6 separate regions of the Homo sapiens genome follow, and regions 1, 3, 4, 5 and 6 are each linked to region 2. A link is a contact called in ENCODE Hi-C or POLR2A ChIA-PET data. All regions are on one chromosome and are shown on one strand. Each heading gives the region's core, a stretch centred on a gene start or an enhancer-like site at or near the end of the contact. The rest is flanking DNA. Distances are from core to core; before and after follow the strand shown.

The links. A loop is a pair of places that touch in the nucleus more often than their neighbours do. ChIA-PET counts read pairs that join two places held with the same protein, here RNA polymerase II (POLR2A). Pooled maps may share reads with other maps.
Region 1: a loop to region 2 is called in a pooled map, with 24 times the contacts of the local background. The contact joins the promoter of ANAPC5 here to the promoter of DIABLO in region 2. A Hi-C loop is called at or near these places in 1 of 37 single-sample maps with no recorded cell type and 7 of 50 pooled maps. POLR2A ChIA-PET finds 5 or more read pairs at or near these places in 2 of 52 experiments (activated CD4-positive, alpha-beta T cell and activated T-cell).
Region 3: a loop to region 2 is called in a pooled map, with 4 times the contacts of the local background. The contact joins the promoter of PITPNM2 here to the promoter of DIABLO in region 2. A Hi-C loop is called at or near these places in 1 of 50 pooled maps. POLR2A ChIA-PET finds 5 or more read pairs at or near these places in 2 of 52 experiments (GM10248 and HEK293).
Region 4: a pooled map shows a loop between it and region 2 (4-fold over the local background). The contact joins the enhancer-like site here to the promoter of DIABLO in region 2. A Hi-C loop is called at or near these places in 1 of 37 single-sample maps with no recorded cell type and 5 of 50 pooled maps. POLR2A ChIA-PET finds 5 or more read pairs at or near these places in 1 of 52 experiments (B cell).
Region 5: a loop to region 2 is called in a map of CD8-positive, alpha-beta T cell, with 5 times the contacts of the local background. The contact joins the promoter of RNF34 here to the promoter of DIABLO in region 2. A Hi-C loop is called at or near these places in 3 of 168 maps with a recorded cell type or tissue (CD4-positive, alpha-beta memory T cell, CD8-positive, alpha-beta T cell and naive thymus-derived CD4-positive, alpha-beta T cell) and 11 of 50 pooled maps. POLR2A ChIA-PET finds 5 or more read pairs at or near these places in 5 of 52 experiments (B cell, CD4-positive, alpha-beta T cell, GM12878 and 2 more).
Region 6: a map of naive thymus-derived CD4-positive, alpha-beta T cell shows a loop between it and region 2 (5-fold over the local background). The contact joins the promoter of TMEM120B here to the promoter of DIABLO in region 2. A Hi-C loop is called at or near these places in 1 of 168 maps with a recorded cell type or tissue (naive thymus-derived CD4-positive, alpha-beta T cell), 1 of 37 single-sample maps with no recorded cell type and 9 of 50 pooled maps. POLR2A ChIA-PET finds 5 or more read pairs at or near these places in 3 of 52 experiments (CD4-positive, alpha-beta T cell, MCF 10A and OCI-LY7).

What each region holds. Positions count from the first base shown.
Region 1 is chr12:121,350,855-121,353,991 of GRCh38, reverse strand. ANAPC5 (anaphase promoting complex subunit 5) reads left to right here and starts at 1,581. Exons shown (of 17, transcript NM_016237.5): 1 at 1,581-1,858. The coding sequence starts at 1,652. RefSeq lists enhancers at 1-478, 479-1,154, 1,579-1,838, 1,831-2,506.
Region 2 is chr12:122,224,427-122,227,385 of GRCh38, reverse strand. DIABLO (diablo IAP-binding mitochondrial protein) reads left to right here and starts at 1,334. Exons shown (of 6, transcript NM_001371333.1): 1 at 1,334-1,421; 2 at 2,742-2,874. The coding sequence starts at 1,372. LOC128125816 reads left to right here and starts at 822. Exons shown (of 1, transcript NM_001414998.1): 1 at 822-956. The coding sequence starts at 822. The coding sequence ends at 956. It overlaps LOC101593348 (a long non-coding RNA gene), which reads right to left and starts at 944. Exons shown (of 1, transcript NR_103497.1): 1 at 1-944. RefSeq lists enhancers at 1-188, 189-1,020, 970-1,264, 1,318-1,557, 1,568-1,617 and 1 more and a silencer at 888-1,027.
Region 3 is chr12:123,149,817-123,152,991 of GRCh38, reverse strand. PITPNM2 (phosphatidylinositol transfer protein membrane associated 2) reads left to right here and starts at 1,902. Exons shown (of 26, transcript NM_020845.3): 1 at 1,902-2,239. It also overlaps a transcript of MPHOSPH9 not described here. RefSeq lists silencers at 1,519-1,718, 1,739-1,998, 2,019-2,158, 2,259-2,348.
Region 4 is chr12:121,529,275-121,532,200 of GRCh38, reverse strand. The region is part of intron 8 of KDM2B (lysine demethylase 2B); the gene reads left to right. Among named protein-coding and RNA genes, the nearest start is that of KDM2B-DT, 50 kb to the left of the region's middle. RefSeq lists an enhancer at 2,202-2,703. Within about 2 kb of position 1,465, at least 23 of the 41 ENCODE cell types and tissues checked have a DNase peak (open chromatin) inside an H3K27ac peak, as active enhancers do; they include B cell, where a contact is called at or near this core.
Region 5 is chr12:121,398,865-121,401,874 of GRCh38, reverse strand. RNF34 (ring finger protein 34) reads right to left here and starts at 1,757. Exons shown (of 6, transcript NM_025126.4): 1 at 1,657-1,757. The coding sequence starts at 1,662. RefSeq lists enhancers at 586-1,117, 1,118-1,649, 2,135-2,214.
Region 6 is chr12:121,711,075-121,714,030 of GRCh38, reverse strand. It overlaps TMEM120B (transmembrane protein 120B), which reads right to left and starts at 1,279. Exons shown (of 12, transcript NM_001080825.2): 1 at 1,067-1,279. The coding sequence starts at 1,135. RefSeq lists silencers at 808-937, 1,118-1,167, 1,178-1,437.

The DNA of each region.
Region 1 (3,137 bases), core at 332-2,831, 870 kb after region 2:
AAAAAATTAGCCATGCATGGTGGCACAAGCCTGTAGTCTCAACTACTCGTGAGGCTGAGGTGGGAGGATTGCTTGAGCCTGGCATTCCTGAGGGCGAGGGGGTCTCCTGCCCTGCTCATGTCTAATTACCTACTTTAACTGGAGGCTGAGGTTGCAGTGAGCCGTGAGCGTGCCACTGCAGTCCAGCCTCGGTAGCAGAATGAGAGAGAGAGAAAGTATAATTTAAACAAACATAAAAATGGGCACAAGGCAGGCCGGGCGCGGTGGCTCACGCCTGTAATCCCAGCACTTTGGGAGGCCGAGGCGGGAGGATCACGAGGTCAGGAGATTGAGACCATCCTGGCTAACACGGTGACACCCCGTCTCTACTAAAAATACAAAAAATTAGCCGGGCGTGGTGGCCGATGCCTGTAGTCCCAGCTACTCGGTAGGCTGAAGCAGGAGAATGGCGTGAACCAGGGAGGTAGAGCTTGCAGTGAGCAGAGATCGCGCCACTGCACTCCAGCCTGGGCGACAGAGGAGACTCCGTCTCAAAACAAAACAAAACAAAACAAAAGGCACAAGGCACAGTGTGTGCATGTGGATAGCCAAAGTTGAATGGTATGTGGTTTTTCTTTCAAGGGACATAAAGACTAATAGGGATACCAGATCATTAATAATAATTCAGGGTATAGAGAACTAAGTGTCTTGGGAGAGGTACAGATGAACGGAAGGGGAATTGTGAAAAATCAGGTTCAAAATGTTGGCTGGGGATTGCTTTTGGAGGGCTTTGAAATGCAGAGTATAGATTTTGTAGTTTATTAGGTAGGAAACTGACTCAGCACATGGAGGTGATGTTGCTAATGTTCTATTTCACGTAAGGATACACGACCACTGGCAACCTGATCTGGCTGTCTGCAAATGGCATTTGTGAAACGCTGAAGAAAAATCTCATGTTCCTATCTTTAAAAAGACAGAGTTAAACTCCTAAACATTTGAGTTTAAAAGTAACATAATAAATACATACTTTAAGGGTGCAAATTTAATTTCGGTACTTTTAAACACAATCATTTAAACATTCTATTTGAACTATTTTCAAATTACATGAACAAGCCAGGCGCGCTGCCTGTAGTCCCAGCTTCTCGGGAAGGCGGGAGGATCGCTCGAGCCCAGGATTTGGGAGGGTGCAGTGCTCTTTGAGGGCGTCTACGAATAACCACTGCCCTCCAGTCTTGGTAACATAGCGAGATATCGTCTCAAACAACAACAACGACAACCACCACCACCACCACCAACAACAACAACCAACAACAAAAAAACCACTTTGGGAGCTCCTCAGTCCCTTCAGCCCCGACCCCAAGCATCGACTTCCCCTCCCATCCGGTCCCTGTCCACGTAGCCTGGGAACCTGCTCCCACTCGGCAAAAGTTTCTGTAGGGAGTCAGTCTTTTGGTGCACCCCTCCCCGCACTCTTGTACATTCTGACTGGCTGTCGCTCTCCCATGTGCTCTGACAGACTGCTCTGATTGGTTAACAAATGCCGCGAGCACGCGGATGTCTGTTTCCTGGGATATTGTGAGGGCGGGCGGAGATGTAGACCCGGTAGTGTTGTGCCTTGTGGTGACAACTGGCGGCAGCGCGCCGCGGGCCCGAGACTTAGTCTCGGGCCGCCATGGCCAGCGTCCACGAGAGCCTCTACTTCAATCCCATGATGACCAATGGGGTTGTGCACGCCAATGTGTTCGGCATCAAGGACTGGGTGACGCCGTACAAGATCGCGGTGCTGGTGCTGCTGAACGAGATGAGCCGCACAGGCGAGGGCGCCGTCAGCCTCATGGAGCGGCGGAGGCTCAACCAGCTGCTCCTGCCCCTGCTGCAGGTGAGAGGCGCCCGCTGGCTCCTGCTCGTGCAGCAAACTTTTACTGAGCATCTGCTCTGTGCGGAACCCTGGGCTTGGGGACACTCGTGTCCATCAGATACTCTCCCTGCCTGGAGGAACGTGAAGAAATAAAGATAGCTACTACCGGTAGCTAACACGTACTGAGCGTTTACGGTGGGCCAGGCGCTTTACATGCATTTTTTTTTTTTGCAAGTTCATGTCTGGCTCCAGTATTTATTAGCTGAGAGTTAGAGTCTCAGATCCTGTATCTTCTTTAAAATGGGGCTATACAATAGAGCGTTGGAGACACAGGGATAAGTCATACAGGCTCCCTATCCTAGAGGACCGTAATAAACAGTAAAAATGCCATAAAACCGGGCCGGGCGCAGTGGCTCACGCCTATAATCTCCGCACTTTGGGAGGGTAAGGCGGGTGGATCACGAGGTCAGGAGTTCGAGACCAGCCTGACCAACGTAGTGAAACCCCGTCTCTACTAAAAACACAAAAAATTAGCTGGACGTGGTGGCGGGCACCTGTAATTTCAGCTACTCGGGAGGCTGAGGCAGGAGAATCGCTAGAACCTGGGAAGCGGAGGTTGCAGTGAGCCGAGATCGCGCCACTGCACTCCAGCTTGGGCGACAGTGCAAGACTCCGTTTCAAAAAAAAAAAAGGCATAAAGCCAAGGACGAGCACTGATTGAATACTTAACTGTGTGCTAAGCACTTTACTTAAAATTTGTTTTAAATTATTATTATTTTTTTGAGACAGGGTCTCGCTTTGTCGCCCAGGCTGGAGTGCAGTAGTGTGATCGCGGCTCACTGCAGCCTCGACCTCTCAGGCTCAGGTGATCCTCCCACCTCAGCCTCCCAAGTAGCTGGGAGTACAGGCGCGGGTCACTACGCCCAGCTAATTTTTTTGCATTTTTTGTAGAGACGGGATTTTGCCATGTTACCCAGGCTGGCCGGGAACTCCTGGACTCAAGCAATCCTCCCGTCTGGTCTCCCAGAGTATTGGGATTACAGGAGTGAGCCACTGCGCCCGGCCGTCATGTGTTATTTCATTTTGCAGACACAGGTTTAGCTCAGATAATTAAGTTCCTTAATTCATTTGGGTCTCAGTTTTCTCTCTGTAAAATGGGAACAATAGTAGAAACTGTTACTAGCATGTAGTAAATGCTCAATATTACTAGAATTTTCATTTTAGTGTGTTCACATATGGCATATACCTTCCCCTATATCAGTTGTGGTTTTTCCATTTATATTCATGGTTACGTGAGTGA
Region 2 (2,959 bases), core at 85-2,584:
AGGGTGGAAGATTCGTGGAAACTTTGCCAAGTAAGTGAGGTGGGGAGAGAAGGAAGCCAGTGCCTGACACTGTGGGGAGTGGCTGGGCAAAGCAGCATTGGAGGTGTTGTAGGGTTCCTACTGTCTGATGAGCTGGTGTGGGGTTCTTACTGTCTGATGTCGTCTCTGGTGGAAGTTAGCAGGGCTGGGGCAGATGCACAGAGCACGGTGGCGGGGGTGAGCCCAGGATCGGATTGATGCCCACCCACCACCTGGCACCCTGCAGTCCCAGCTGGCCAGAAGGCAAGCATGCTGGACCACAAAGCAAAGATCCTCCAGCTCTGCTGCTGGCAAGCCTTGGGGCCAGGGGACTCACAGAAGAGCAGGTTTGGGCCTGTGCCTTCCTCCTGCCCAAATGGGTCTCTCTCCCCTTCCCCTTCCAGCCAGGGCCGCAGCTGGGGCTGCAGCTTGAGTGACGGGAAAAGAAAGGTTTACTCCACCAGCGCATTAGCGGCACTCACAGCATTAAAAATGCAGGAGGTGGTGGGAGGAGCGGGCCAGGGAGGAAAACTCATGCAGCTGCGGGGCGCGGGGAAGAGCCGGGCTTCTGCCTCCTCAGCCCGGATCAGAGCCGAAGAACGAGGGCAGTTTGGGTTGAGAAGGATTCTCCAGTGTAACCGAGAAGCGAGCGTCCAGGAGGCTGTTGGGGAGGTCGGCACTGTGGGCTTCCTGGCCTTCGTTTGCTGTTTCGAGGGCCAGGACCTCGTGTGTTCCCGTCCGCCCCTCTGGGACGGCGCCAGCCCGGCAGGCCGCCGACCGTCCTGGGGCTCCCGCGCAGCGCGATGCCGGCCTCGTCCACCGTCCACGTGCTGCAGCTGCTGCGGGAGCTGCTCGCCTTCGTGCTCCTCAGCTACACGGTGCTCATCGGGGCGCTGCTGCTGGCCGGCTGGACCACTTACTTCCTGGTGCTGAAGTGACAGCGCCGTCGCCGCGCCCGGCCCCGCCTCCCGCCCGGCCCCGCCTCCCGCCCGGCCCCGCCTCCCTAACTCACCAGGAAATTCCCTTCAAGCCCTGGCCCGAACTGAGTCCCCGCCCACCCGCCAGCGTCACGGCGCCCGACTCAGCTCCGCGCCGGACCCACCTCCGCGCCCTCAGGCCCTGCATATGCCCCGCCCCGCGCGGAAGTTCCGGCGGTTGGTTGCCTTGCGCGGCCGTTACAGCCTTTGCCCTAAGCCTCGCCCCCTTTCCCCCTGCCTGCCCAATCCCGACTGCTTCCTTGGGTGGGGGCGTGGCTATGGGGCGAGGCGCTCTCAGGTGGAGGCCGTGCCCCGCTCCGCGCTCACGAAGCTGCGTCACTTCCGGCGTGTGCGTCTGGCGTCCGCGCGCTGCACAATGGCGGCTCTGAAGAGTTGGCTGTCGCGCAGCGTAACTTCATTCTTCAGGTACCGCTGCGGCCGCGTAGAGGGGACAGGACCAGAGGGAGGGACCGACGCGGACAGCGCTGTGGCCCGGCCCACGGCGCCCGCCTTCCTTACGCGCTCATCTCTCGTCCGCCCAGCTGGGTCGCGGCGTCTCGCTCCGGTCGGGAGGACTGAGGACAGCCCCGCCTCCGCCCCCTGGGTCAAGCCCGGCTTCCTTTTCAGTTCGTCCATCTTCTAGAAACGAGTCCCCGAGACCCCGGGCTGCCTTCTTGGGGCTGCTCCGCCTCCTGACCAGCCCTCGTCAGCCACTCGAAGTCCCTGAGGAGACGTGGAGAGGAGGAGGGACACGGCATGGGGGGAGTCCGGGAAGGGAGACGAGCGTCTGAAGACGTCCTCCCGAGGGCAGAAGGGGCCGGGGGAGCTGGCGCAGGGCTCTCTACCTAGCGCTGCAGGCTCCTGGGCGATTGTAGCGGGACCGTCACACACAACTGGCACCCAGGCCAGGGGTCCAGAGCTAAATTCTGCCTGCAGGAGCGGTTATTGTGGCATCCGTTTCTAAAAAGTTTAAAGGCAACATTTTATTTTATTTTAATTTTTTTGAGACAAGATCTGCCTCTGTCGCCCAGGCTGGAGTGCAGTGGCGAGATCTCAGCTCACTGCAACCTGTGCCTCCCGGCTTCAAGCGATTCTCAGCCTCAGCCTCCCGAGTAGCTGGGATTGCAGGCGCCCGCCACCACGCCCGGCTAATTTTTTTTTTTCTTTTTGTTTTGTTTGAGACTCAGTCTCGCTCTGTTGCCCAGGCTGAAGTGCAGTGGGGCGCTCTCGGCTCACTGCAACCTCTGCCTCCCAGGTTCAAGCGATTCTCCTGCCTCAGCCTCCCGAGTAGCTGGGATTACAGGAGCGTGCCACCACTCCGGGCTAATTTTTGTGTTTTAAGTAGAGATGGGGTTTCACCATGTTGGTCAGGCAGATTTCGAATTCCTGACCTCAAGTGATCCACCCGCCTCGGCCTTTATTTACTTATTTTTTTTTAATAGACACGGGGTCATGTTGCCAGCCATGTTGCCCAGGCTGGTCGTGAACTCCTGGGCTCAAGTGATCCTCCCGCCTTGCCCTTGGCCTTCCAAGTGCTAGGATTACAGGCGTGAGCCACCAACACCCTGCCTGAGGCAACATTTTAAACTTGGTGTATGTTGAAAATTTCAAAACCCCTCAGCTGTCCTGCATCCTCATTTAGGTTCCTGCTTGGCTCGAGTTTGAGTTTACAGCCCCTGCAAGTAAATCCAAGAGCCTGTTACAGATTGGCGGTCGTGCCTTATGAAATCTGACTTCTACTTCCAGGTACAGACAGTGTTTGTGTGTTCCTGTTGTGGCTAACTTTAAGAAGCGGTGTTTCTCAGAATTGATAAGACCATGGCACAAAACTGTGACGATTGGCTTTGGAGTAACCCTGTGTGCGGTTCCTATTGCACAGGTACTGTCGTGTGCAGTGATTCTTATCTAGTGTACCGTGTCCTCTTGAAGTCTCAAGTGGGCGGTGAAGCATTAGACAAGCTACC
Region 3 (3,175 bases), core at 653-3,152, 930 kb before region 2:
TCTGCACCTACATATGTAGTAAAATTAGACACTTTTGTCACTTTAATTTTTAGATTATCTCAAGTTTTCACTAGATTTCAATGTGCCACTTGTGCTATGAGTCTTTAAGAAGCTTTAAAAAATAAATGCACACCTGTAGCCTTTTACCATTCAGACAGGTAGATTATATTTACCTGTCATGAGGGACCATGTATGGTTGACAGTTGCAGGTTTGATTAAATCCACTATATTGCACAAATTTTGCTGGAAATAATTTCCTGCCCTGCCAAGAGCTCTATGGTAGTTTGATAATAAACTACTACCCCAGTATTCTTAGGAACTGTGTTACTAAGTCTTTTCTGCCTGATTTGTACTTTATTTCCATAGACCCCTCAGATATGTGAGGAATCAAGCCATAAATGTGCATTTGCTGGACATTATGTACCATGTCATCTCTATGACTACAGATTTCAAGGATAATTTTTACATCTAACAATTTCACTGTAACAGTGACCGATAATGTGAGAAATGTGCTTTTTACAGTGCTGCTGGTGGGTAGACAAGTGCTTGCTGCAGTTGTTTCTGAATCTAGCCAGATGCTGGAGTCGTGAAGCTGTAAGCTCCGCGGGAGCAGGGACCATCTCTCTTTCTTGCACTACAGGCACTCAATAAATACTTGTGGCTGTGAACTGGCGTGTGGCCTTTGTGTGTTTATTTCTGCTAGCTGGCTGCAGGAGCGGGTTGTTGGTGATTTTAAGTCCCAGGCATAGAGAAGTCCTTGAGTTATGGGTTAAGGGGCGTCCATCCAGGAGCACAGTTCCCGTTGGGACTCTGTGGGCTCCGCAGATCTTTCTGGATGGATCCTAGGGCACCTCTTGGTGGAGGGAAGGAGCTGAAGCGTTCTAGGTGATGGTGGTACGCCTTGGTCCTCCTCTGCGTGGTCATGGTCAGGGGCACCTGGAGGCGAGTCGGGAACGATGGCCTTCCTGGCCCGTTCAGTTGGGTTCTGCCGTGACCCCAGGAGGTGAGCAGCTGTCAGGGGCTCGGCCTCCCCGGCTTCATCTGGAGTCATCTAGGCCGCCTTAATTTTAGCTTGTCCTCTCTCCTCCAGGGGAGCACCGCCGTCTCCTCAGCCTTATAAGGTGACAAGTAGGGATGGGTCACACATCACTAAGTTTTAGGTGTGCTCTCTTTAGTTCCATGACTTCAGATTTTGCCAAACAAGTCCACCCTGGCTCAACCTAACAAACACCTCATGTTTTTAAGGAATGTCACCAGGCGCTCCCCCACCGGGGGCTCTTCCCATTGGAGAGCCCTGTCGTGCCAGATCATCCGGATTAAACTGTTCGTGATCCTCTTCCAGCTACTCCCTGAGGTGGGGACCGGGACGGCTGCGCTCCCGGCTCTGCCGTTCCCTGGGCCGCGGCCCGGGCGTCCTGAGGGGAGAGCGCGGACCCACCGTGTGGCGAGCACCGCGCCCGGGGCTGGGCTTCGGTGAGCTGCCCGCTGCGCTCTGCCCTCCCTGGTTTACCATTTCGCTCCTAAGAAACTTCATTTTTTAAAATGAGGCTGTTTTAAGAGTCACAGTGGCCGCAAGTCGGCCGGTTCCCGCCCCCGAGTGCGCTCGGCTGCTGCGGACGGTGGGCGAGGAGCCCGGGGCGGGGATCCGCGCCGCCGCCCCCGAGTCCAGTCCCGGGCCCTGAGGACACGGGCGAGCCGGGGAGGAGCGGGGTCGCCGCGGCAGGTCTGAGGAACCAGGCGGGCTGCCCGAGTCGGAGAGGTTTCTTCCGGCGGAGGCGGCGGGGCCGGGCCGAGACTCCGCAGGGACGCGCCCCCGCCGCCGCCGCCGCCGCTCCCCCGCGCGGCCTGAGGAGGCGCCGCCGCCACTGAGGGAATGCGAGCCCGGCCCGGCGCGCGCGGGCAGCAGCGGCCGCTGGGGTGCGCGGGGCACCGCGGCGCCGCGGCGTAGAGCTGTCCAGCCGGCCCCGGCCGCCCGCCCGGCGCTTCCTTCTCAGCTCGCGGCCGCCTCAGCGAGAGCCGCCCGCCAGCACGTGCGCCGCCGCCGCCCGCCTGCGACGCTCGGGAGCAATGCCCGCCGGGGCTCTGCCGCTCGCCCGGGGCCAGCAGGCGGCGGGGGCGCGCGGGGCGCAGCCGGCCGGGCCGGGGCCGCGGGGCGGGCGCTCCCCGTGAGGCGGCGTGAGGTGGCGGCGGCCCAGCCGGGGCCCCGAAGAGGACAGAGCCCGCGGCCGCGCCGAGCGGGGTGAGTGCGTCCGGGCGGCCGCTCCGCAGGCCCGCGGTGAGTCCCGCAGTGCCGGGCGCTGGCCGGGGACCTGGGGATCTGGGCGGCGGCTCCCAGAGAGGCCCCGGCCCGCCCGCCCGCCGAGCCTCCAGCCCGCCGGGGGCTGGAGGAGGGAGCGGAGACCCGGGCAGGGAGGAGGGTGTGGCGTACGGGAGCCCCGCTCGGGAGACCGCCCGAGCCTGGCCTCAGTGAGTCGCCGGCCCTGGATCCGTGCCCGAAACGCTGATTTCCGAATTTCCGTCGGTCGCGACCGCGTGGGGGACCCCCGCCAGGGACAAGTGTCATAGCGGTCGGGGGGCAGGCGTGGGCAGTGCCGGTGCCAGGGCGAGGAAGGGGCTATCGGGAGGAAGCGGAGGTGAGCCCCCGGCCCGCCTTCTCTGCTTCCCGCCTCCAGCTGAACGTCCCCAGGCCCGGGCCGTGGCCTCTGCTTGTCGGGGGCCCAGGGTTGGGGTGTGGCCCGTCTCCATCCTCAGTGCCCCCTTCGTGTGGTAATGGGGTGCCGGCTCTGTCTTCTTCCCACCCCGAATCCTTTCTTATCCGTGGCAGGGCTGATCGGGGGGCCTTGGGGAGAGGGAAAGTTCAGTGTCCCCCGCCCCAGTGTGCACTGCCTCCCCGCAAGAAATCCCAAACGGCCACTCCAGGTGAACATAGTGCGCGCGGTGCAAATGTCATTTCAAGGCAAGTCCTCCAGGCTTGTCCCCTTTCCACCGACTTGCTCCTGCAGAGACATCCTGCACTCCTCTCCCTCCCACTGAAGTGTGGGCTGGGTGCCTCTCCAAACACCCCGGCCTACCTGCCTCCCCCACCCAGAGTCGGGATTCTTCAAAGGAGACCTCACTGGAACATCTGTCTTTGTCCACAACCAGCTCTCTCCCCGGCCTCCACCTGGGAGTGACC
Region 4 (2,926 bases), core at 216-2,715, 700 kb after region 2:
GATGAGAGAGGTGATAGTCCTGCTGTGTAGAGGGAGGGGGTCAGGCCACACATAGGAGTTGTGCTTTTTTTCTTTTTTTTTTGAGACAGTCTTGCTCTGTCACCCAGGCTAGGGTGCAGTGGCGTGATCTTGGCTCACTGCAACCTTCACCTCCCAGGTTCAAGCAGTTCTCATGTCAGCCTCCCAAGTCTCAGCCTCCCAAGTCTCAGCCTCCCAAGTAGCTGGGATTACAGACGTGCGCCAACATGCCCAGCTAATTTTTGTATTTTTAGTAGAGGTGGGGTTTTGCCATGTTGTCCCGGCTGGTCTCCAACTCCTGGCCTCAAGGGATTCTCCCTCCTTGGCCTCCCAAAGTGCTAGGATTACACATGTGAGCCACCGCACCTAGCCTGTAGGAAGGAGGTTTTGTTCCTCTTGGTCATTGTACTTTGGAGGTTAAATCAACCTGAAGTGGGGTGTGGGTGTGTCTGGAAACCACATCAGGTGAGATGTGTTTGAAGGAGGAATTGGGTTGCTTTACATGAGGAAGTGAAGGCATATGGTAACTGCAGTCAGCCAGGTGAAGGATTGTCTCCTGAAAGGAGTATAGCCGAGTGGTGTTGAAATAACTTGCTCTGTTAGGTAGTGAGCTCCCTGTCACTGGAGGCATACAAGTAGAAAGTAGATATGGATGACTCAAGGTGCTTGCAGACAATCTACAACTGGGTGGAAGCTTGGACCAGAGGATAGGAGTATCCTTTGAGGCCACCAAGATGTTTCTGAGAGTTGGGCTAGAAACTGGTCTTAGGTCTGGACATCAAGCACTAGTGGTGGTTGTAGTAGCAGTTCCTGCTATGGGGATGGGGCCTCCAACACCTGGGTGCTTCTAGAAAGTTGGGCAGAAACTGGAGACTTCCCTATTAGGGAGATTTGGCATTTGGAAGTAGCAGGGTTTAGTGCGGGGATGACTTTGTTACCATGGCCCCAGGTCTGTCCTCAGACCTGCTTGGCTCAGGGAAGGGACCGACCCCTGCTTGGGATGGAAGGGAACTGCACTTGGTGGTCAGCGTTTATAGGGGACACCCTGGCAGATGTGGAGTAGTGGAGACTCGGGAAGGAGGTGGCATCCTCCTTCTAAGCTGTGCTCAATCCACTCTGCAGGTGTTGCTGGATTGGCCCTGGATTCAAAGGATGACTGGAAGGCTCTTGGCCTTGCTGCTGACTCTGTGACGTTAGCTGGTCTCTTCCTCTCTCTGCACCTCAGCTCTCTCTACAATGGTGGTGGGGTGGAGCTGAACTCTGGGACCCTCAAGTTCCCTCCCAACCCCATCCTCTGAGCCTAACAGGCCTTAAGTCTCTCTGTCCAGGCCTTATGCAGAGCTGGGAGGTGGCTCATCACTTTTCCCCTGTGTGGGATGGTGTGGGTGTTGATGTTGGTGACTTAAGCAAGCTGGGGGAGGTCTTGAGAAGCCCTGGCAGCAGGGGTGTGGGCGTGGCTGTCTATTGAAGGCAGGAAGAGGAAATGTGCATTTGAGTTGCTGCAAGCAGGAGTCCAGTTAGGTCCTGGCAAAGACTTCTGGCCTGAAGGGTCATGCATTGAGATACCAGGATTTTTTCCCCTGGAGTTTTGGGAAGTAGAAAAGGGACAGTTGGAATTTGCCACCCTCTGAGATACAGGGGTGGGGTAGGGTGGGAGGGAGGGTGCAGCATAGTTCAGCGGTTCCCAGCCATTGATTTCATGGACCAGTGAAAAAAAACTTAGGAACAGATACAGAGTTGCCAACTTATAATTTTGCTAAAGATGGGTGTTAAGATCAACAAACCCCATGGTCTATTCTGACACTAAAAAAGTTACAAGTATAAAATGTCAGAATAAAGGATAGTACTTTAACTTTGATAGTTTTTCTCATTCTGTTTCCAACCAGTGAAAACTAAAGGACCAGAGACTGGGGTCCACTGACCTAGATTAGTATTTTTTTTTTTTTTTTTTTTTTGAGAGGGAGTCTTGCTCTGTTGCCCAGGCTGGAGTGCAGTGGCGCAATCTCGGCTCACTGCAAGCTCCGCCTCCCGGGTTCACACCATTCTCCTGCCTCAGCTTCCCGAATAGCTGGGACCACAGGCACCCGCCACCATGCCTGGCTAATTTTTTGTGTTTTTAGTAGAGACACGTTTTCACTGTGTTAGCCAGGATGGTCTTGATCTCCTGACCTCATGATCTGCCCACCTTGGCCTCCCAAAGTGCTGGGATTACAGGCGTGAGCCACTGCGCCTGCTCTTCTTTTTTTTTTTTTTTGAGACAGAGTCTTGCTCTGTCGCCAGGCTGGAGCATGGTGGTGCAATCTTGGCTCACTGCAACCTCCGCCTCCCGGGTTCAAGCGATTCTCCTGCCTCAGCCTCCCTAGTAGCTGAGATTACAGGTACACGCCACCATGCCCGGCTAATTTTTGTATTTTTAGTAGCAACGGGGTTTTGCCATGTTGTCCAGGCAGGTCTCGAACTCCTAGGGTCAAGTGATCCACCCGCCTCGGCCTCCCAAAATGCTGGGATTACAGACATGAGCCACCGCGCCCAGCCCCTAGATGAGTATTTTAGGTCCTCCCCAGGCCTGGGGATTCTCTCCAGCATTCACACCCTCTGAGCCACGTACAGACACACATCTGAGATTCGTGGTACTTGATTTGTGGCTTTGAGGAGAGAGTCTTGGGAAACCCAGAAAGGGTTTGCAGCTCCCTGGATGGGAGTTTTTCTGTATTGAAGCAGAGAATTGAATTCTGGCATTTCCCACCTCTGACCTGAGTTTTCATTGCCACAGTGTGACCTTAGGCACCTCTCCTCCTGCCACACTGACCTCACGCCTCCCAGTCCGTGGTTCATGGAGTCTTCAGTTCTCTGAAAGCTCATAGGATGCTGATGGTTTAGGAAGACTTTCATCATAAAGGGATGCTGG
Region 5 (3,010 bases), core at 508-3,007, 830 kb after region 2:
TCCATATTTTGCTTCTGAAAATACGTATCTTTTCTATAATTTCAATTGCCACCAAACTTTGTTTCTAAAATTTCATCTTAGAAAGTAGTACCTTCCACTTCAATTCAAAACACACGTCTGTTTTCAAAGAACTTGTTTAAAAATTTCAACACTGGACCTGTCTCTAATTCTTTCCTTCGATAGCTAGTTCCTTAATGGGCCACAAATTTAATATTAATAAAGATACTGATTCTTCGAGGCATTATATATAAAGATCCCTGCTTTGTTTTTGGATCTTAACACAGCAGAGGGTGGTTTTCAGGAAATAAAGCTACTTCTAGATACTTTAATAGATATTTCAAGCTGTAATAATATTTTATAACTAAACTGGAAAGTTAAAAATAAGCTTTTACAATATCCTCATACTTCAAGGCACAGTTCCAAAGTTACCTATTCCAAAAATATTCCTTGCTTTCTGTAGCCAGAAGTATCCTTTCTGGCTCCTGTGTTTTGTCCCTGCCTTTTTTTTTTTTTTTTTTTTGATACCTATAGCCTTCTGCCTTGTAATATGGTTACTTACAAATAACTCTTCTTTTGAATGGTAAACTGCCTTCCTAAGGGATGAGACTGTATTTTGAATTACTTCTCTTCACCATGTCTCCCTCTTGGCTAACGCACAGAAAACGTTCAACAAAACATGTGCTGAATTTCTGTGACCAGCTGACACTCTTTTTCAATCTTCTATAGTAAATCTTTGACGCTTTATGGAGACAGCGTTAATCTAGCAGCTCACCTGCTAGATTACCCACCCCCAGCACACCTCTGCACTGAGATTAACGAAACCATCTAGGTCTGAAAGTTATCATCACCTTATGACTCATCCCACTTGGTTTGAGTTCGGCAAATGAATCAATACCCTGAACTGACTGCTGTTCACAAAGCTCTTCAGAACTCTCAGTGATCGGGTTGAGAATCATCTCTCAGAAGTAGGCCGGAAACCCCGCTCCCCTTTCCCCTTTTCTTCAACTTCTCATCAGTAATGCTCCCACGCTCTCACTCCCACCTTGGAGAACTCAAGCTGCCAAATTCCTTGCTGCGTTTACCTAGTGGCGATGGAGGCACATCCAGCCTTCTCTAGTTCGCGGCCCCGACGTGCAGCCTACGAAGCACCCCTTCCGGGTGGCATCCCCACCCTGAGAGTTCTTTAACCCGTTAGCCTGGCCCTAGCCTCACCACCCCCTGCACCCCTCCTGTTCTCCTCGGTCCCACGATGTCCCCAACACTTGGGTTAGTTCAAGGACTCGGGGCGGGAAAGGGCACGCCGCGCGCCAAGGGACCGAGGCTCAGGCGAGCCCTGGCGGCTCTGCCTCAGGCCCCCGAGGAGGCGCACAGGGCCCGGCGCAGAGAGGGGCCCACCCGGCGCGAACGCTAGGGACGCCCGGCTTCTCCCCACCGCTCGGGTCGCTGACGGGGGTGGCACTGGAGGAGCTCGAGAGGGTCCGGCAGCCTGCCCTGGCTCGGTTGGGGCACCTGAAGCCGGGCAAGCGACCCCCCTCAGCGCAGCTCTCCGAGATGACGACTAGGTAACCGCTAAGGCGGAAAGAAAGGAGGCGCTTCAGGTGCCCTGGCAGGATAGGATTGGCGAGGAGGGTCTGTCCGGCTCCACCGGCCCCTCACCTTCATGGCCGCGACCGCCTCAGCTCGGCCGGCTCTACCAGGAAACTCAGCACCATAGCAGCTCCTCACACTGCCGACCTCCTTCCCTCTGGGCGGTGATTACCGCGCCCCGGGAGGCGACCGAGCGTCCGGACGTAAGGGGCGTGGTCACGCTCGCCGCGTGCCCCGGTAAAAGCGCAGAGCGGCGGCCACGACGACCAATAGGAAGCCGACTTTCGGGAGGCCGGTCACCAGAGCCAATGAAGCGACAGGGATTGGGCGGGGCCTCTGGCGTTCCTCCTGGCTGGGAGTGCGCGGGGAGGATTCTTTTCCGCCCCGAGCGAAGACCTGCGGACCTGGGCGTGGCGGAAGGCGCGCTGCGGCGCTGCTTTCTCGGTTGGGTGTTTGAAATGGGAGATAGCGTCCCTGAGGAAGCTGCTGCGGCTTTCTGGGCTAGGTGGTCAAGTTTCCGGGGAGGGGAGCGCGGGAAGGGCCGTGGTGAATTTGAACACGCCGGTTGGCTCGAAGGCCTTTGTTATGACCGTCAGAGCAGGGCCTCAGATTTCCTTCCCAGACGTTCCCGCGTTCATGCTCGGTGATGACCTCGGGGCTCCTCACTCGTGGGTCCGGTAAGGAGCGGCAGCTGCACTCGCTAGGACGCGGCCTTTAAAAACAAGACTTATTGAAAACACTTAGAAAACCAAGGGCTCTCAAATCCCAAGGGCTCTTTGAAAAGCTGTATTCAAAATAACCAAAATCGTAGCATAATAAAAGAATTTGCTCGAGTCTTGGAATTGCCTTTGGACAGAGAAACTGAGGTTGTAAATTAAGGTATCGATTTCTTCAGCTGTACTGGATGACAGTTTATTTTCCTACACCTTTTTTTTATTTTTGACAAGGTCTTGCTCTTGCCCAGGCTGGAGTGCAATAGTGTGATCTCGGCTCACTGCAACCTCCGTCTCCCGGGTTCAAAGGATTCTCCTGCCTCAGCCTCCCTAGTAGCTGGGACTTCGTGCGCCCGCCCCACACCCGGCTAATTTTTTCTATTTTTAGTAGAGACTGGTTTTCACTGTGTTGGCCAGGCTGGTCTAGAACTCCTGGCCTCAGGTGAGCCGCCCACCTCGGCCTTCCAAAGTGCTGAGATTAGCCACCGGGCCCAGCCGATTTTCCTACACTTTTTAATCTCACCTCTAACTTAACCAGTATTTAAGATTTTAAACATAAAAAAGTCAGTTCGCTCTTCATGAGGACCTAAGACTGTTCTGTTATTTATATACATTATAGATTTGCTTCGACAAGTTGTGCTATATTAGATTAAAACACACGGAGAGAGAGAGAGTGCGTGGCAGGCCACTTCCTTAGACTGAAATAATGC
Region 6 (2,956 bases), core at 30-2,529, 510 kb after region 2:
TGTCTAGAAAGACCCATCAGAGACACCCTTGGCAACCTCCTCTCCCCTCTGCACACTGTAGGAGGCCAACTGAACTGCAGACAAGAGGTACATGGACAGGGACAATGTCACTGCTCCAAATGAGAGGACTGGGGTGATAGTGTGCAATGTAATTTCAGGCAAAGCCAACCCCCCGAAAAACAATCCCGTGACTGGAGAGGGAACAGCCCTGTCTTCAAAAATAGTCACCGAGTCCCTCTTGGTCAACCCCAAGGTTTCCTGAGGCGTCTCTAGTCAACACGGTAGGTAGCTGGGGCCTCTCTGAACCTCTTAGCAGGAACAACTGCTGCCAGGACCGCTCCCCACACCCAGCAGCAATGCCATTCTCTCAGGGGACCCCCGCCTTACACCCGCCCTCACTCCACCCCGTGTAAGGCTCCGGGCCAGAAGGATAGAGCTGGGAGTTTCCCCTATCACTGGGTGAGGCTACTCAGCTGTCCGAACTGACAGATGCTCTCCACGCCAAAATCAGCCTGCAGCAGCGTCAGAGCCCCCAAAGACAGGAAATAGGGGTCCCTAATCCCCAAGCACAACCTAGAGGTTCAAGGTGAACAGCTCTTAAGTACACCTCCCAAAACAGAGCTGCAGGATAGTGCTGCCCCGCCAGAGCACGGGGTGGGAGCTGAGCTACCAAAAGCAGATGGGAGGGGGCGGGGTGAGATCTGGGGAGACCCTGCAGAGGTGGGGGCTGGGCTGTTCTCTTTGAACCACCCCCACAGATGAACACGCCTGGAACTTGCCTCAGAGGCCACAGACCAACTTTCTGCAGCGAAGGGGGTGCGTGGAGCAGAGAGCCAGTGGGAGGGCGGCGGAAGAGGGGGCTGCGACCCGGCGCCCCACGTGGACGAAGAGCTGAAGCGCCGGGTGATGGGAGGGGGCTGGTCCATGCCTCCCGTCCGCCCCCAGGGCCTCTCCGGGGCACTCCCTAGGCCCTGACTGTCCCCACCGCCCGGGCCGGGGGGCTCAGGAAGGGCAAGGCGCTGCACCGCGGGCAGCAGAGTTGCGGGACCAGGTGGCCTGGCCCTACCTGCAGTTCTTGAAATTCTCCCTCCAGCTCGTGCCATTCGCGCTCGCAACGCTCCAGCTGCCCGGACATGATGCGATGGTGCAAGGCGGCGGTGCCGGCGGCTGCTCCCGCAGCGCTGCCCGACCGGCCCCCCAGCGCCCCACGCCCGCGCGCTCGCCGACCGCCCTCGGAGGCACCAGCTGTTCCTGCGCAGCCAGAGCCACGCGCGCAACTGACGTCACGGCCCCGCCCCGGCGCCCGCCCCGCCCCACGCCTGGGAGGCGGGGCCGCGCGTGCGCATGTGCCCCGCCCCGCCCCGCGTGCGGCGTTCCGGACCGGGACATGGCAGGCTCGCAAGGTCTTTCGGGGTCTGTTGCGGCCCCCTTGGCAGTGCCTCTGCGCCTCCAGAATCTGTCTCTTCCAGGAAGAGTTGGGGGACTTGTCTGCAGGTTGCATTTGCAGAGATTATTTGACTTAGATTGTGTGTTTTGGGGGTGTCTAGAGTTTGGGGAAAGGAGATTTGGGGGAGGTGAAATGAAAGCTCACCGGCCCCTGGTCATTGCCTGACTTGAGCCCAGGCCAGCGCCCCGGAAGGCTGGCGCTGACATCGACCATCCAAAAAGGTCGGGGGCCGGGCGGCGCAGCGCAGAGAGGGCACGGTCATTTCACGTTGTCATTATTATGTGCTGCAGCTAATACATCCTAGATTCCTGCCCTCTAACGCTCTGGGTGACGTTCTTAACAGCTGTTTCTGTCGCTCAAGGGACAACCGCCTCCAAGCTGATTAAATCCAGTTCTGTCCCCTCCTCTGCCAAGTCCTGCAAGAACTGCCCCTGCCTAGCTTTCCAGTCCCTTCTATCTCACCGCCCTGGACTCGTACCCTCCAGCCATTGCTTTTTCTCTTCCTGACCTTGCATGGAACTTTCTTCCCTCTAAATCTTCATACGATGTGCCTTTTTTTCATCATTCAGGCCTCAGTTTCAAATGACACCTGTGTTACTTTACTTTTTTATCTTTCTTTTTTCTTCTATTTTTATGGGTGTTTTTTTTTTTTTCTGTCGCCTAGGCTGGAGTGCAGTGGTGTGATCTCAGCTCACTGCAACTTCCGCCTCCCGGAATCAAGTGCGTCTCATACCTCAGCCTCTGGAGTAGCCAGGTTATACCACATCCAGCTAATTTTTGTATTTTTAGTAGAGGCGGGGTTTTGCAGTGTTGGCCAGGCTGCTCTCGAACTCCTGACCTTAAGTAATCCGCCCGACTTGGCCTCCCAAAGTGCTAGGATTACAGGCATGAGCCACCGTGCCCGGCCCCCTGTGTTCGTTGCTAAAGCTGCCATAACCACAACCTGGGTAGTTTAAACAATAGAAATGTATTCTCACCAACGGGGGCAACATAAGGAGACCTTGTTTCTACAAAAAATTTACAGATTAGCTGGGTGTGGTGGCACGCGCCTGTGGTCCCAGCTACTCCGGAGGCTGAGGTCCAAGAATTCCTTGGGCCTGGGAGGTCAAGGCTGCAGTAAGCTATGATTGCACCACTGCACCCCAGCCTGGGTAACAGAGCGAGACCCAGTCTCATAAAGAAAGAAGGAGGCCGGGCGCGGTCGCTCACGCTTGTAATCCCAGCACTTTGGGAGGCTGAGGCAGGAGGATCACCTGAGGTTGGGAGTTCAAGACCAGCCTGACCAACATGGAGAAACCCCATCTCTACTAAAAACACACAAAAAAATTAGCCAGGTGTGGTGGCACATGCCTGTAATCCAGTTACTCAGGAGGCTGATGCAGGAGAATCACTTGAACCAGGGAGGTGGAGGTTGTGGTGAGCTGAGATCGTGCCATTGCACTCCAACCTAGGCAACAAGAGTGAAACTGAGTCTCAAAAAAAAGAGAGAGAGAGGAAGGAAGGGAGGGA